Linked DNA regions of Homo sapiens: region 1 is linked to region 2. A link is an interaction called in ENCODE POLR2A ChIA-PET data of the cell type or tissue named here. Cell type or tissue: OCI-LY7. All regions are shown on one strand. Region 1 overlaps MSH6 (mutS homolog 6). Region 2 has its middle 65 kb from the start of MSH6.

The links. ChIA-PET counts read pairs that join two places held together with the same protein. Peaks named below come from ENCODE experiments on the same cell type or tissue, not always from the same donor. Only the 100,000 strongest peaks of a DNase experiment are listed, where the experiment ranks them.
Region 1: POLR2A ChIA-PET joins it to region 2 with 12 read pairs; 2 of 35 experiments call an interaction of 5 or more read pairs at or near these places.

The regions. Positions count from the first base shown.
Region 1 is chr2:47,804,097-47,812,096 of GRCh38, forward strand. It overlaps MSH6 (mutS homolog 6), which reads left to right. Exons shown (of 10, transcript NM_000179.3): 6 at 814-931; 7 at 1,522-1,611; 8 at 2,108-2,262; 9 at 2,356-2,555; 10 at 2,683-2,857. The coding sequence ends at 2,764. FBXO11 (F-box protein 11) reads right to left here. Exons shown (of 23, transcript NM_001190274.2): 19 at 6,220-6,330; 20 at 5,504-5,611; 21 at 5,062-5,170; 22 at 4,233-4,331; 23 at 2,824-4,151. The coding sequence ends at 4,022. Among named protein-coding and RNA genes, the nearest start is that of MSH6, 25 kb to the left of the region's middle. In OCI-LY7, no CTCF peak of the experiment used is centred here; no DNase peak of the experiment used is centred here; H3K27ac peaks cover 588 bases.
Region 2 is chr2:47,714,537-47,722,536 of GRCh38, forward strand. No RefSeq gene overlaps it. Among named protein-coding and RNA genes, the nearest start is that of MSH6, 65 kb to the right of the region's middle. RefSeq lists enhancers at 4,345-4,394, 6,944-7,749. In OCI-LY7, CTCF peaks have their summits at 1,970 (motif pointing right) and 2,187; DNase peaks (open chromatin) are centred at 1,985, 2,321, 4,330, 4,725 and 3 weaker places; H3K4me3 peaks cover 3,967 bases; H3K27ac peaks cover 8,000 bases.

The DNA of each region.
Region 1 (8,000 bases), 90 kb after region 2:
TGTTGAAAACTGCTCTTTAGGGATGACATGCTGGCCCTTTTTTTTTTGTTGTTGCCAAGGCTGAAGTGCAGTGGCACCATCACAGCTCACTGCAGCCTCGAACTCCCAGGTTCAACCCTTCCTCCTGCCTCAGCCTCCCCAGTAGCTGGGACTACAGATGTACACCATCATGCCTAGCTCATTTTTAAAAAAATTTTTTATGGCATTGTATTTATCTTCTCTTTATAACCAGGGGTTGACCAGCCACAGAACTTGTAAAGTTTTTTATATTTTTAAAAGGTTGTAAGAAATAGTAGTAGTTGGCTGGTCCCCGCTGCTCTCCTGCATTATAGTATACTTCTGTTCACCTAGTTTGCTAGAGAGAGGCAGTATAGTGTGTATAGTGATTTCCAAACTTTTTCTTTAAATCAGAATCACCTGAAAGAATGTGACAACGTGTAAAAAAAAAAAAAAAGGTGCAGAGATTCCATCCTGACATGGATTCACTTGATTGGAATTGATTCTAGGCATCTCAGTAGTTTTAAAGAGCTCCTAGGTGATTCTATTCTGGCCAGCGTTGAGAATCACTAGGGTAGTGGGTTGGTAAGCAGGCTCTGATGTTTTAAAGGCCAGGTGAGGCCCTATGCCTCTTGTCTCTCTTAGCCTCAACTTTCTCCATGTTAGCAAATGGATTTCAGAACAGAACCAACGTACATGTGATTGTGAAAGTTGTTTTAGAGTGCCTAGCTCTTACGTAAGGGTTCATAAGAAAGACAAAAGTTTATGAAACTGTTACTACCAGTCATAAAAGACCTTTTCCTCCCTCATTCACAGGCTGGCTTATTAGCTGTAATGGCCCAGATGGGTTGTTACGTCCCTGCTGAAGTGTGCAGGCTCACACCAATTGATAGAGTGTTTACTAGACTTGGTGCCTCAGACAGAATAATGTCAGGTGAGTTTTTTGTTTCCCACTTAAGTTCTCATTCAGTCATTTAGATGTGATAAAAGATATTTGCTTCTTGTATATGAGCCTTTTAAATCTAATATTTGATTTTTCTGGTGTTACTTTAAAAACATCACTTTTTAAGAACTGCATAGTCTCTCTCTCTTTTTTTTTTTTTTGAGATGGAGTTTCCCTCTTGTTGCCCAAGCTGGAGTGCAATGGCACGATCTTGGCTCACTGCAACCTCTGCTTCCAGGTTCAAGTGATTCTCCTGCCTCAGCCTCTCGAGTAGCTGGGATTACAGGCGCATGCCATCACGCCCAGCTAATTTTTTGTATTTTTAGTAGAAGCGGGGTTTCACCATGTTAGGCTGGTCTCTTAACTCCTGACCTCAGGTGATCTGCTTGCCTCGGCCTCCCAAAGTGCTGGGATTACAGGCGTGAGCCACCGTGCCCGGCCAATAATTGCATAGTCTCTTAATGAGATTTAATCTTTTATACCAATATGTGTAGCTCATGATAGCTATATAACCTAGAAGATGAATTTATGTAATATGATTTGCAAAATGAGTATTCATTTGTGATTTTTTTTTTTTTAAGGTGAAAGTACATTTTTTGTTGAATTAAGTGAAACTGCCAGCATACTCATGCATGCAACAGCACATTCTCTGGTGCTTGTGGATGAATTAGGTAAGACATTAAACTTCTCATTTGAAGACTATCTATCTTAAAAACATTTGTACAAATAACTATTTTTATAGAAGATTATCTGAAGTACATTTAAACAATATGAATGTTTTTAGAGCACGCACTCACCATTGTGGCACAGACCGATAGTTGGAGATAAAAGGTGATATTGTGAAAGGTTTTTGATTACCCATTAATTATTAGGCCTTACACTGTTTAGTTGTAATAAAACATTTGTTATACTACGGGGATGAGAACACTAATAGGAGGACTCAGGAAGTTTATGACCTTGAGCGATACTGTATTTTCTTTAAAAGAAACCTCACTCCCCATGGGCTGCTAAGCAGACTCGTGTAGCTAAACAAGGCCTATTTATAGAATGCTTTTAGACGTGGATGTACTAACCGATGTTGCTTTTCTGTCCTAGCATTTTTGTTTTAATTCCTTTTTTGTTTTAATTCCTTTGAGTTACTTCCTTATGCATATTTTACTTTAACAGGAAGAGGTACTGCAACATTTGATGGGACGGCAATAGCAAATGCAGTTGTTAAAGAACTTGCTGAGACTATAAAATGTCGTACATTATTTTCAACTCACTACCATTCATTAGTAGAAGATTATTCTCAAAATGTTGCTGTGCGCCTAGGACATATGGTATGTGCAAATTGTTTTTTTCCACAAATTCGGTTTTTTGAGAGGGCACTTCTCTTGCTAGCACATGTATCGCTAATATTTTTCTTTCTTAAGGCATGCATGGTAGAAAATGAATGTGAAGACCCCAGCCAGGAGACTATTACGTTCCTCTATAAATTCATTAAGGGAGCTTGTCCTAAAAGCTATGGCTTTAATGCAGCAAGGCTTGCTAATCTCCCAGAGGAAGTTATTCAAAAGGGACATAGAAAAGCAAGAGAATTTGAGAAGATGAATCAGTCACTACGATTATTTCGGTAACTAACTAACTATAATGGAATTATAACTAACTGACCTTAAGTTTCAAAGAAACAGTAAAAGGGGAAGGGATGATGCACTATGAAAAAACAAAAAAACTTTTTTTTTTTTTTTTTTAATTTTAAGGGAAGTTTGCCTGGCTAGTGAAAGGTCAACTGTAGATGCTGAAGCTGTCCATAAATTGCTGACTTTGATTAAGGAATTATAGACTGACTACATTGGAAGCTTTGAGTTGACTTCTGACAAAGGTGGTAAATTCAGACAACATTATGATCTAATAAACTTTATTTTTTAAAAATGACCATTTTTCCATTTTCTTTCTAGGAAATTAAACCCTTTTAATTCTTATCTACCTTCTACATAATGGTTATTGAATACTCCACAATATATTAAGTCTAGATGTTATGGTACATGCATACACTTTCAGGCTGTTTTATACCCACTGTCACCAATACACATAAATGGGGGAGGAAAAGCTATGAAACTGTATAGGGCTGTATATATACTTGTCTCAGCTTAATGCAGGAAATTGGTTTAATTTCCAGCAGTTTTGTCTAAACTGTTCAAAAAAAAACTATGAACAGAGTTCAAATACAGGACTGTTTGTTTTGAAGAGACTTTCTAAAGTGTACTTAAAACATAGTAGTTTTTTACCTTTCACAAAACTGAGTTACAAGAATACTTTTGTTTTACAGTGCATCCCTTCCTAGGAAGTCTCATTAAAACACTCACTTTTTCTAGGGGTGATTTTGAATGCTGCACAGGGAAGGGAAGGAAATAATAGTCTTAACTTTTCTTAAAGGATACCAGAAACATTGCTGGATATAATTTAAGATTAGTGTTTTCTCTTTCATAGAAAGAACGTACATACTGGGACATGAGTACAGTTACAGCAAGTCTAGGTGTGCTAACAAAACAGGGCACATTCAAGTACAGTAAGATTTTGCTTGAAATTAAAAACAAACTACATGAGATTAAAGCATTAAAATCATATTTCTCAATCTGAATACATGTTAAAAAAAAAAAATCAAAAGGAACGCAGAAGTGCTAGCTCACATTTTTACCATATTACAAAAGCAATTGGTACCCATGTCCATAAAGGCAGCAACAAAGCTGCTTGTCTATTGAAGATTACTACTGCAAATTGGACTGCATTCAATGCTAGTTGTAAAAACACCAGCTTTTCAGAAGTTGGTATCTGTACAAAATTGCAGCTTATTTTCTTCACTTCTGTCCCTTCAAGTCTTTACACAGTAATGCTAAAACACCCAGCTTTGAGATCCTGAGTCAATATATTGCCACTTTCTTTTTGGTAGCTTGAGCTTCATAGTGTCAACTGACCTTGTGTATCCATTTTTAATACAGTCTCTTCCTGTAGCATGGGCAAATATTTTAAATCTTCTTCCAAAAAAGTGTTTTAAGTTATGATGTTACAATGGCAGGACTTTTTCTTTAGGGAAGGAATTCAGTTGTGCTGCAATGTATTAGATTCTATAGGTGGAGCAGAGTCATATAGTGTATCTGTATCATGTGTAGGCTCACCAGCTAATGTACAAGGATTAGACAGTGTTCCAGCACCACAGTCACAGAAAAACCTAAAGCAAAATGAAACCCAAATATTAGAAAAGTGAGGGGGAAAGTAATTGGGTAATATATCAAGCAAGTGTGCTACATACCTATCATGTCTAATAAACTCTACATCATGTCCCTGATGGCACTTCTTAATGCAGTTCACACATATGGCATTTCGATCTGTGGTGTTACAAGTATGACATCTAAAAAGCAAAAGCTTAAATTACTTTTCTCAAACATGTCATTAATGCAAAACATTCCATTCTGTTTATATATTACTATGACCTTTGGCTTTAAGAGGACCAAAACAAAATTCTTTGTGGCTCCAGCCCAGATTAATTCTGAAAAGGAACTTTAATGGAGTAAGTGATTTTCCTGTCATCTGTGTCTTCGGAGGGAAGAGAAATGATTTGTAAATTGTATAAAGGCAGTTCTTTCCACTTTAAAAGCCTCTCAAATGTTTCTGGGCTGAAAACAATTTTTGGAGGCGTGAAGAGTCAAAACTGTCACAGTGACTGGGATATATCAAACACTTAACCCCGACATCTTTACCTTGAAATTTCTAGGAAAACATTACACAACATGAGTTACATGAATGACATCAGTTACTGTAGCATTAGGTTTTTCCATAGTTATGGTCTTTGTTTTGTTTTGTAGAGACAGGGTCTCCCTATGTTGCCCAGGCTGGTTTAGAACTCCTGGGCTCCAGTGATCCTCCCACTTCAGCCTCCCAAAGTGCTAGGATTACAGGCATAAGCCACCACGCCTACCCACAGTTACAGTCTTAAACACGATCTTCAAGTAGATTGATGATAAAATTTTCAGTTAGTTATAGTCTCAACACCGGCAAATAGCCAAAAATGCTAGGCATTGCTAATTTAAAAAGGAAATCAGTCTTCCTCTTTTCAGGACTCAAATATATTTCTAAGTTACCTGTAGAAATCATGCATGGGATAGCTGGTATAACTTGATATTTTATATAAACATTGGCCTCTACTAACAGCCTTTTCTATGGCATCTTGATTGTTCATTATTTTGTTATCTGTAATAAAAGAAAGAATAAGTAAAAATTCAGAGGAATGTTAATATTTTAAAAACCAAAGATTATAGGATTATTCTAACAGAAGAGCCACTATTTTTAAGAGCTTTAAATGAAGCTAACCAATGAAGTAATTGTAAGAAATCAGCTAAGAATAGAATTTTCCTTGTATAAGATACTCCAACCATTTAGAACCAAAGCTCTGTTTCTTTCAAAATCTATCTTAAACTGTTGCTAACTTGGAGAGTGACATAAGGAATCAAGTTATAAAACGGCTTCTGATTATCTTTCATGGCATATTGCATATATTTATAGGTATAGCAGACTCCAACATACCTTTCATTGTCACATTAACACCAGATGCTAAAAATAAGCCTCCAAACCGGTTGTTAAAAATCTGATTGCCTTCTAGTGTTGCAGTTGCGTGATTTGTAATTTCAATACCTGAAGTAAAATTTACAAACAAGTAGATACATCACTTTATACTGCTTCTTAAAAACCTGAAATTAGCAAGCAAATGTAAACTGCTTCTTTTATAGAAGTACATTAACCCTCTTAATGTCTACTGAATAAAATGTAGATACCTATTTCAACCACCAACAGTAACATTCACTTATCAATGACTATGGTCAAAACTGCAATTAACTTTCGCACCAACCTAACTGTCTTAAAGTTTAAATACATGATACTTGGATTTCATTTGCATCCATTTTAACATCTCTTTTTCTGTTGCAGATTTAAACTGGTAAATTCATCTGAGGAATTGAATCTATCTGTATTCCTAGTGGTAATACAAGCCTGCATTTATTCTATCCCAATAAATGTTTCATAATCACGACTAAGCAATAAGAGCAATATTTCTTAGGAGTCTGGCTTAGAGTAGAAGAATCCAGAACTTGATTAGGTGCTCTTGTAAGTGAATGAACAGGCATTCAGCCACTTCAGCACACTTTGCACATTTTAGTTAATAAGCAAAACAAAATGAATATACTCCACATCAAACACTTTGCAGAACTATATATAAGCCACAGGTAAGAAAAGAAAATACAAACCTGCGGCAAATCCATCAAATATTCTGTTTTTCCTTAAGATTGGATGACTATTAGTGCTGATGAGAACACCTGCTTGAGCATTCCTGAAAATATCATTTTCTTCAAGGAGACCTATAATAAAATATTTCCTTAGATTAAGGCTAATGCATATAACAGACTACTAACCTTTTTGGTGGTATTTAGGTTTGCTTTTAGTTTCTTATTTAACTGCATGGTAAAATTCACAGGACTATTTTTTCAGCCAAAACAAGTTTATTAGCAATTCAGAGGTATTAAGGATCTAACAAAATTGCTACAATGACAGGTAAGAGCATTCTGACCAATAATCTGCCATCTCCATGATAGCAGGGTCCATGTCTAAGTTTACTCAGCACTTCATCTTCAGAGCCAGGTGCATAGGTGATTCTCAATGAGTATTGCTGAATTAAAGCTAATTCCTTTGAAATATTTCTAGAACCTTTGTATCCTCTTTGTTTTTAGTTCAGGCAAGCAAGCCCTTATTTCTGGCCCTTATTACTATAATCATTTCCTGATGAGTTTCCTTTATTCCAGTTTCATCTGCTGCATAGTTTCCAATCAGTTAACTGCAACTCTTATCATGCCTCTTTCTCTAACAAACTACTTTCAGAATAAAGTTTAATATCACCTTGCCTTTCAAAATATCCCTCCAACCTACTTGTTTGTCTTAATGTGAGACATGGTTTTATTTCTGTAGACATTTAATCCCTCTGGTATTTCACATTATTGACCTAAACTTTCACCTGGATGAGTGGGAAAAATCTGACTCAGTAACTTCTTGGGGTCCTCCTCCTGTTCACTCCCTGGGTATTAATATTTCTGGGTTCTGTCCCTCATTTCCCTCTGCATACTCTTTGGGTGATCTTACATCTTGCAACTATTGCATATACACTGTTGCTTTTTAATTTTTGAGACAGAGTCTCACTCTGCCACCCAGGCTGGAGTGCAATGGTGTGATCTTGGCTCACTGCAACCCCTGCCTCCGGGTTCAAGCAATTCTCCTGCTTCAGCCTCCCAAGCAGCTGGGATTACAAGCACCTGCCACCACACCTGGCTAATTTTTGTATTTTTAGGTTTCACCATGTTGGCCAGGCTGGTCTCAAACTCCTGACCTCAAATGATCCACCCACCTGGGCCTCCCCCAAAGTGCTGGGGTTACAGGCATGAGCCACTGCACCCGGCCACTGTTGCTAATTCTTTAATCTATTCCTTTAGCTTAGTATAATGAATCACATTCTGGTCATAACCAATTTGGATATTCCAGAAGACAACCTTGGATTCAGTGTTTAAAAACTGACCTTACTAATGTTTTCCAGAAACCATTTCCTATATAACTTACCTCAGTGAAAGGTAGTCACCCACCCAAATCAGAATCCTGAGCACCCATCATATTTCACTTTACTTTCAACCCCCATATTAAATCAATGACCCAGTCCTGTTGGTTCCACCCTTTTTATAGAGATACGGTCTTACTACATTGCCTAGGCTGGTTTCCAACTCCAGACTCAAGTGATACTCCTGCCTTAGCCTCCAGAGCAGCTGGAAGTACAGGTGTGAGCCACTGTGCCCAGTTGGTTCTGTCCTTTTAAGTATCATTAACATGTCCCACCCCCTGCCCCCCCAACCTTTTCACACCCTTATGCTATCATTTTAGTTTAGGCTCTCATTATTTATTGCCTGAGTTATTCCAAGTCCCTGTCTCTAATCTTGATTATTTCCACTACACCTCAAGTGCTATTGCTAAGATGGATTCCAAACTCCTT
Region 2 (8,000 bases):
AAATGAAAAGAGCTGGGCATGGTGGCTCACACCTGTAATCTCAACACATTGGGAAGCCAAGGCAGGAGGATCACATAAGGCCAGGAGTTTGAGACCAACCTGGGTAACATAGTGAGAGCCTCGTCTCTATAGAAACTTTTTTTTTTTTTTTTTTTTTTTTTTTTAAGACAGAATCTCACTCTCTTGCCCAGGCTGGAATGCAGTGGCAAGATGTCGACTCAACACAACCTCTGCTTCCCGGGTTCAAGCAATTCTCCTGCCTCAGCCTCCCAAGTAGCTGGGATTACGGGGGCCCACCACCATGCCCAGCTAATTTTTGTATTTTTAGTAGAGATGGGGTTTCACCATCTTGGCCAGACTGGTCTTGAACTCCTGACCTCATGATCCACCCGCCTTGGCCTCCCAACGTGCTGGGATTACAGGCGTGAGCCACCGTGCCCAGCTGAAAATTTTTTTTAAATTAGCCAGCAGTGGTGGTATGTGCCTGTAGTTCTAGCTACTTGGGAGGCTGAGGTGGGAGGATTGCTTGAGCTCAGGAGTTTGAGGCTGCAGTGAGCTATGATCACACCATCACACTCCAACCCGGGTGACAGAGTAGGACCTTGTCTCTAAAACTAAATAAATTAATTTAAATTAAAATTTAAAAAATTTTTTAAAAGAAAATGGAAACATAAGCCATAGGCTAGGATGTGCCTATATCCCATGCCATATTTGTAACTCATATTTCTGACAAATAACTTGTATCCAGATTATGTAAAGAATTCATACAGCAATTTTAAAGAAACAACACAATAAAAATAGTGAAAAGACTTGAACAGACACTTCACAAAGAAAGTGGGCTGGGCATGATGACACATGTCTGTAATCCCAGCACTTTCGGAGGCTAAGGTGGGCTGATAGCTTGAGCTCAAGAGTTCAAGACCAGCCTGGGCAACGTGGTGAAACCTTGTCTCTACAAAAAAATACAAAAATTAGGCAAAGTGGCACACACCTGTAATCCCAGCTACTCAGGGCTGAGGCACGAGAATCGCTTGAACCGAGGAGGCAAAGGTTGCAGTGAGCCTAGATTGTGCCATTGCACTCTGTCCTGGGCAACACAGTCTCAAAAAAAAAGGGATATGCAAATGACCAGTAAGTGCATGAAAAGGTATACGTTACTCCTCAGACAAATAAACATTAAAACCGCAATGAACTATATACCATTTTGCACCGCTATAATGACTAAAATTCAAAAGACAGACGATAACAAATGTTAGCAAAGATGTACAGCAGTTGGAATTCTCATTAAATGCTCATAAAAATGTAAAATGATACAACCACTTTGGAAAACAGTTTGGCAATTTCTTATAAAGTTAGGCAGTTAAACATACACCTACTCTATGACCTAGCATTTCCACTTTTAAGTATTTACCAAGATAAATGAAACTATCCACAAAAATACTTGTGTCCAAATGTTCATAGTAACCTTATTTCTACTAGACCAAACTGGGAAACAACCCAACTGTCCTTAAACAGATGAATTGTGATAAAAATTGTGATATATCCATACTATGATGTCTAACTCAACATTAAAATGGAAAAAAAATTTGGCCAGGCCCAATGGCTTGTGCTACTTGGCCAAGAAAGTTCTATATCTTGATTGAAGTTGTGGGCAGCACGCCATCCAGGTGCCGAGGCAAGAGACCCAGGGCATGAGCTGTTCCAGTATAATAAAATATATGAAACAACAAGAGTTATACTAGATCTGAGTTATACTAGATCTAGATCTAGACGTGATTATATATGAATATCATTAATCATTAGTTTGTAGCAATTACTCTTTATTCCAATATTTTAATAATCCTTGCTCTATAATCATAACTTAGGAAAAACCAGGCCATACAGAGATAGGAGCTGAGGGGACATAGTGAGAAGTGACCAGAAGACAAGAGTGTGAGCCTTCCGTTATGCCCGGACACGGCCACCAGAGGCCTCCTTGGCCTAGCGGTAATGCCAGCATCTGGGAAGACACCCATTGCCAAGCAGACTGTGGTCTAGCAGTAGCGTCAGTGCCAAGGAAAAACACCCACTACTTAGCAGACCAGGAAAGGGAGTCTCCCTTTCCCCGGGGGAGTTTAGAGAAGACTCTACTCCTCCACCTCTTGTGGAGGGCCTGACATCAGTCAGGCCCACCCGCAGTTATCCGGAGGCCTAACCGTCTCCCTGTGATGCTGTGCTTCAGTGGTCATGCTCTTAGTCCGCTTTCATGTTCCATCCTGTACACCTGGCTCTACCTTTTAGATAGCAGTAGCAAAATTAGTGAAAGTACTAAAAGTCTCTGATATGCAGAAATAATGGTGTAAGCTGTCTCTCCCTCTCTCTCTCTCTGTCTCTCTGCCTCGGATGCCTGGCAGGGAAGGGCCCCCTGTCCAGTGGACACGTGACCCACGTGAGCTTACTTATCATTGGAGATGGCTCACACTCCTTACCCTGCCCCTTTGTCTTGTATCCAATAAATATCAGTGCAGCCTGGCATTCGGGGCCACTACCGGTCTCTGCGTCTTGGTGGTAGTGGTCCCCTGGGCCCAGCTGTCTTGTCTTTTATCTTTTTATCTTGTGTCTGTATTTTTACAATCTCTCATTTCTGCACATGGGGAGAAAAACCCACCGACCCTTTGGGTCTGGACCCTACAGAGGTGATGGTTAGATGGGAATATGCATTTGTCATAACTCATTAAGGGCCAGGCACAGTGGCTCACAGCTGTGATCCTGGCACTTTGGGAGTCTGAGGTGGGATCACTTGAGGCCAGGAGTTCCAGATCAGCCTGGGAAACAAAGTGAGACCCCTTGTCCCTAAAAAAAAATTTAAAAATTAGCTAGGCAAGGTGGTACACGCCTGTGGTCCCAACAACTCAAAAGGCTAAGGTGGGAGGATGACTTGAGCCTAGGAGTTCAAGGCTATAGTGAGCCATGATTGCACCACTGCACTCCAGCCTGAGTGACAGAGCAAGATCCTGTCTCCAAAGAGAAAAAAAACCAACTCATTGAGCTATCTAGTTTAAATATGCAGTTTATTGTTTGTAAATTATATCTGAATAAATTTTACTTTATTTATTTTTAGAGACAGGGTCTCACTCTGTCACCCAGGCTGGAGTGCAGTGGTACCATCACGGCTGCCTGCATGCAGCCTTGCCCTCCTGGGCTCAAGCCATTCTCTTACCTCAGCCTCCCAAGTTGCTGGGACCACAGGCATCCACCACCATGCCCAGCTAATTTTTAAATTATCTGTAGAGATGAGGTTGCACTATGTTGCCCAGGCTGATCTCAAACTCCTGGCCTCAAGCAATTCTCCCACCTCGGCCCCCCAAAGTACTGAGATTATAGATGTGAGCCACTGAGCCTGCCTAAATTTGACTTCATAAAAAGAATTATTTGGCAACCACTAGATGCCAGGTTTGTAAGCTGAGAAGAAAGAATGAACAAAGAGGAAATAGTTGAAGATATAGGAGAAAAGGGATAGCAGACAAGGTCCCTGAGAAAGCGAGAAGGAAGGAAACTCAGAGCCCAGACGGAGGAGTTTGCCATGGCTGATGCAGTGAACTCTGAGGCACAAGGGAAGGCAGGCAATGGGAGAGGGAGCTGACTAGAAACAGGTAGAAGGGGCTGGGCATGATGGTTCATGCCTGTAATCCCAGCACTCTGGGCAGCTGAGATGAGAAGATTGCTTGAGGCCAGGAGTTCAACACCAGCCTGAGCAACATAGTGAGACCTCATCTCTATTTAATTTAATGTATATATGACCGTCAGGCCATGCCATAGCCCCGCTGAGCCTGGCGACCTTGGATCTTCAATCTCCCCAAGAATGGAATTTCTCCAGCATTGCTCAGTAACCTGGAGGAGGAGGCAGAGAGTCCAGAGTTTGGGGAGTTGAGGTCGGGCATGGTGGCTCATGCCTGTAACCCCAGCACTTTGGGAGGCCAAGGCGGATCAGCTGAGGTCAGGAGTTTGAGACAAGCCTGGGCCAACATGGTAAAACCCCGTCTCTACTAAGAATACAAAAATTAGCTGGACATGGTGGCAGGCGCCTGTAGTCCCAGCTACTCAGGAGGCTGAGGCAGGAGAATTGCTTGAACCCAGGAGGTGGAGGTTTCAGTGAGCTGAGATCATGCCACTGCACTCCAGCCTGGGCAACAGAGCAAGACTCCATCTCAAAAAAAAAAAAAAAAAAAAAAAAAAGTTTGGGGAGTTTAAAGCAGGTGGCATGAAAGAAAAAAATGGTTAGAGTTGGAGGCATTGACAGGTAACTTGGAAGACACAGCCTTCGGAGGGCTCAGCTGGGTGGGGAAGGAAGTGAAGCCAGGAGGAGCATAGGTAAAGAAAAGGGAAAGCTTGAGGGGCAGGTGGAACAAGTAAGAGTCTGGGGGTAGGAGATGGTGGTTAGGCTGGATTTGGAACTGAAATTCTCTTTAGCTTCTGTCTGCTCCTCTTTAGCTCACAGACAAAGCATTTAAGATTTCTTTGACAACCTGCGTTTCAGTAAATTCCACATATTTGTTGAAAGCCTATTGTATAGGAATCTGAACTGTCTTGTAAAGGGAAGTTTGTGTAGGTTGTTTCTGCCTAGTAGAAGATAAATTCTCCTGCAGCTGTATTCATACAGCTCTGTATCCTCCCACTTCAGCAGCAAACGTCACACTGCATCTTTAAGTCGATAACCTAAATATATATCTCACACCCTTTAGTCCACAGTTTCACTTTTAAGAATTTATTCTTATGAGTGTGTTTGCATATGTGTGCAACGACTTCGATACAAGAGTATTCATTTGAATACCATTTGTAATAGCAGTCCTAGGAGGGCTGACATCACTGAGAGGCTGGTTTAATAAATAATGGCACTTCTGTGCAATGGCATGCCATTGCATTCATCACAACAACAGGAAAATGATTTGGGTACTGATATGAACTTATTTTAAAAATGTATTACTTAGCCTGGGCACCATAGGGAGACTATGTCTCATTCATATATATTAGAGACTCCTGTAGTCCCAACAGCTTGATAGGCTGAGGTGAGAGGATCGCTTGAGCCCAGGAGGTTGAGGTTATAGTGAGCTATGATACCCACTGCATTCTAGCTTGGGCTTCAGAGTGATAACCTGTATCAAAAAAAAAAAAAAAAAAAAAGGAAAGAAAAAAGAAATGTATTGCTTACAGTGAAAATGAAAATAGGGCACAGAACAGGGGCAATGGTGTTTTATCTTTTCTATAAAAATAAAAAACACATATACACTTAGGAACTGGTGTCACTCCTGAGGCAGGATAGGGAGGAGGGACCTTTACAATTTTATGTGATTTTACCCTTAAAATTTGAGGAGAAAGTGAGAGAGAGAGGAAGAGAGACTTCACTTGTTAGTTTCTGGAGGGACAGGGAAAAGTACGACCTACAAAATGAAGCTCTAATGGTGGAATTTCAGGACTTGAACCCCCCGGCATCCCTCAGTAGTCACTATGCTGCTGACCTCTATCCAGCACCTCCCAGAGCTGATAGAAGATATGTCGCTGGCTCTAAACGACTGGACTTAAGAGGCCAGGCCTCTGGAAAGGGGGATGCATAAAGCATCTATGTACAAACACCTCACCAATCCATCACTGAGCTACTCAGCAACCTCACCAGAACATAGCTGAGAATCAAAACTTTTGGTTTTCTTGAGACAGGGTTTCACTCTATTGCTCAGGCTGGAGTGCAGTGGTGCAAGCACGACTCACTGCAGCCTTGACCTCCCAGGGTTAAGCAATCCTCCCACCCCACCCTCCCAGTAGCTGGCACCACAAGCATGTGCCACCAGACCCAGCTAATTTTTTTTCTTTTCTCTTTTTTGAGATGAGTTCTCACCATGTTGTCCAGGCTGGTCTTGAACTCCTGGCTTCAAGTGATCCTCCTGCCTCAGCCTCCCAGATTACTGGGATTACAGGTATGAGCCACTGCACTCTGCCCAGAACTTTTTTTTCTACTGACTCTGAAGTGTTACCATAGATGATACTGAAACTCATACATTTCCTTGCTCCTCAGTCAGAGCCCATGTTCCCCTTCTGGGGATCCACTTGGCCCTCCAGAATAAGTGTGAAGATTATTTTAAACCGAAGACACTAGAGATACAGCAGATGCAGAAAGAAGCCTTTTTGGAACTTCCTTTATTTCACTAAAAGGAAGAGCCTTCTGGGAGTAAAGTTGCCATAAATCTCCTCTCCAGAGGAGCTCACTCCCAGGAAGAACACCAACCACTCATGTAGACAAACATAAACATCAGCAACAAACTCCCATCTCTTCCATTTGTTTCTCTAAAAGTCCATTTGTCTTTCCTCAAATGTCCATGTGTCTTTCCCATAGAAGCCTTTCTCTCGCTCTCTTTTCCTTATTAGGTTGAGATCAATGAGCTTCTTTATCTGAACGTTCCTGCATGCATATAAATAAAACTTGTTTTCTTTTTCTTTTTTTTTTTTTTTTTTGAGACTGAGTCTCGCTCTGTCGCCCAGGCTGGAGTGTAGTGGCGCGATCTCAGCTCACTGCAACCTTTGAACCTACCGGGTTCAAGCAATTCTCTGCCTCAGCCTCCCTAGTAGCTGGGATTATAGGCGCCCGCCACCACGCCTGGCTAATTTTTTTGTATTTTTAGTAGAGGCGGGGTTTCATCATGTTGGCCAGCCTAGTCTTGAACTCCTGACCTCGTGATTCACCTACCTCGGCCTCCCAAAGTGCTGTGATTACAGGTGTGAGCCACCGTACCCAGCCAACTTGTTTTCTTTTTCTGTTTTGTTTTTGAGAGAGGCTTTTGCTCTGCTGCCCAGGCTGGAGTGCAGTGGCACAATCATGGCTCGCTGCAGCCTCAACCTCCTGGGCTTAAGCAATCCTTCTACCGCAGCATCCTGCATAGCTGACACTACAGACGCATGCCACCATGCCTGGCTAATTATGGGATCTCACTTTGTTGCCCAGGCTGGTCTTGAACCCCTGGGCTGAAGCGATCCTCCCACCTTAGCCTCCCAAAATGCCAGGATTAAAGGCGTGAGCCACCTCGCCCGGCCAAACTTGTTTTATTTTTGCCTGTTTATCTGTCTATTGTCAGTTAATTTGCGGGCCCCTGATCATTGGACCTAAGTCCTCAGTAGAGAAAAAGATTTTTATCCCATAAACCTTCCATACGGAGTTTTTAACTAAGCCTGGTTAACAAATTTTCTTTTTCTTTCTTTTTTTTTTTTTAATTGATCATTCTTGGGCGTTTCTCGCAGAGGGGGATTTGGCAGGGTCACAGGACAATAGTGGAGGGAAGGTCAGCAGATAAACAAGTGAACAAAGGTCTCTGGTTTTCCTAGGCAGAGGACCCTGCGGCCTTCCGCAGTGTTTGTGTCCCTGGGTATTTGAGATTAGGGAGTGGTGATGACTCTTAACGAGCATGCTGCCTTCAAGCATCTGTTTAACAAAGCACATCTTGCACCGCCCTTAATCCATTCACTGGTTAACAAATTTTCAAGCCAATGGGGAAAACAGCAAATTACAAGGGGAGAAAGAGATGATTTCAGGCAGAAGCCTTCCTTCAACTTCATTGTGACGGATGACAACCTAGCGTTGGAAGGAGAGAAAAAAAAATCCATTTAAAAAAATAAAAAAGCCAGGCATGGTGGCTCACGCCTGTAATCCCAGCACGGAGGCCGAGGCAGGAGGACCCCTTGAAGTCAGGAGTTCAAGACCAGCCTGGCCAACATGGTGAAACCCCGTCTCTACTAAAAATACAAAAATTAGCTGGGCATGGTGGTGCGTGCCTGTAATCCCAGCTACTGAGGAGGCTGATGTGCGAGAATCGCTTGAACCCAGGAGGTAGAGGTTGCAATGAGCTGAGATCATGCACTCCAGCCTGGATGACAGAGTGAGACTCTGTCGCGAAAAACAAGCCAGGAACAGCAGCTTGTGTCTGTAATTCGAGCACTTTGGGTGGCCACGTCAGGAGGATCTCTTGAGCCCAGGAGTT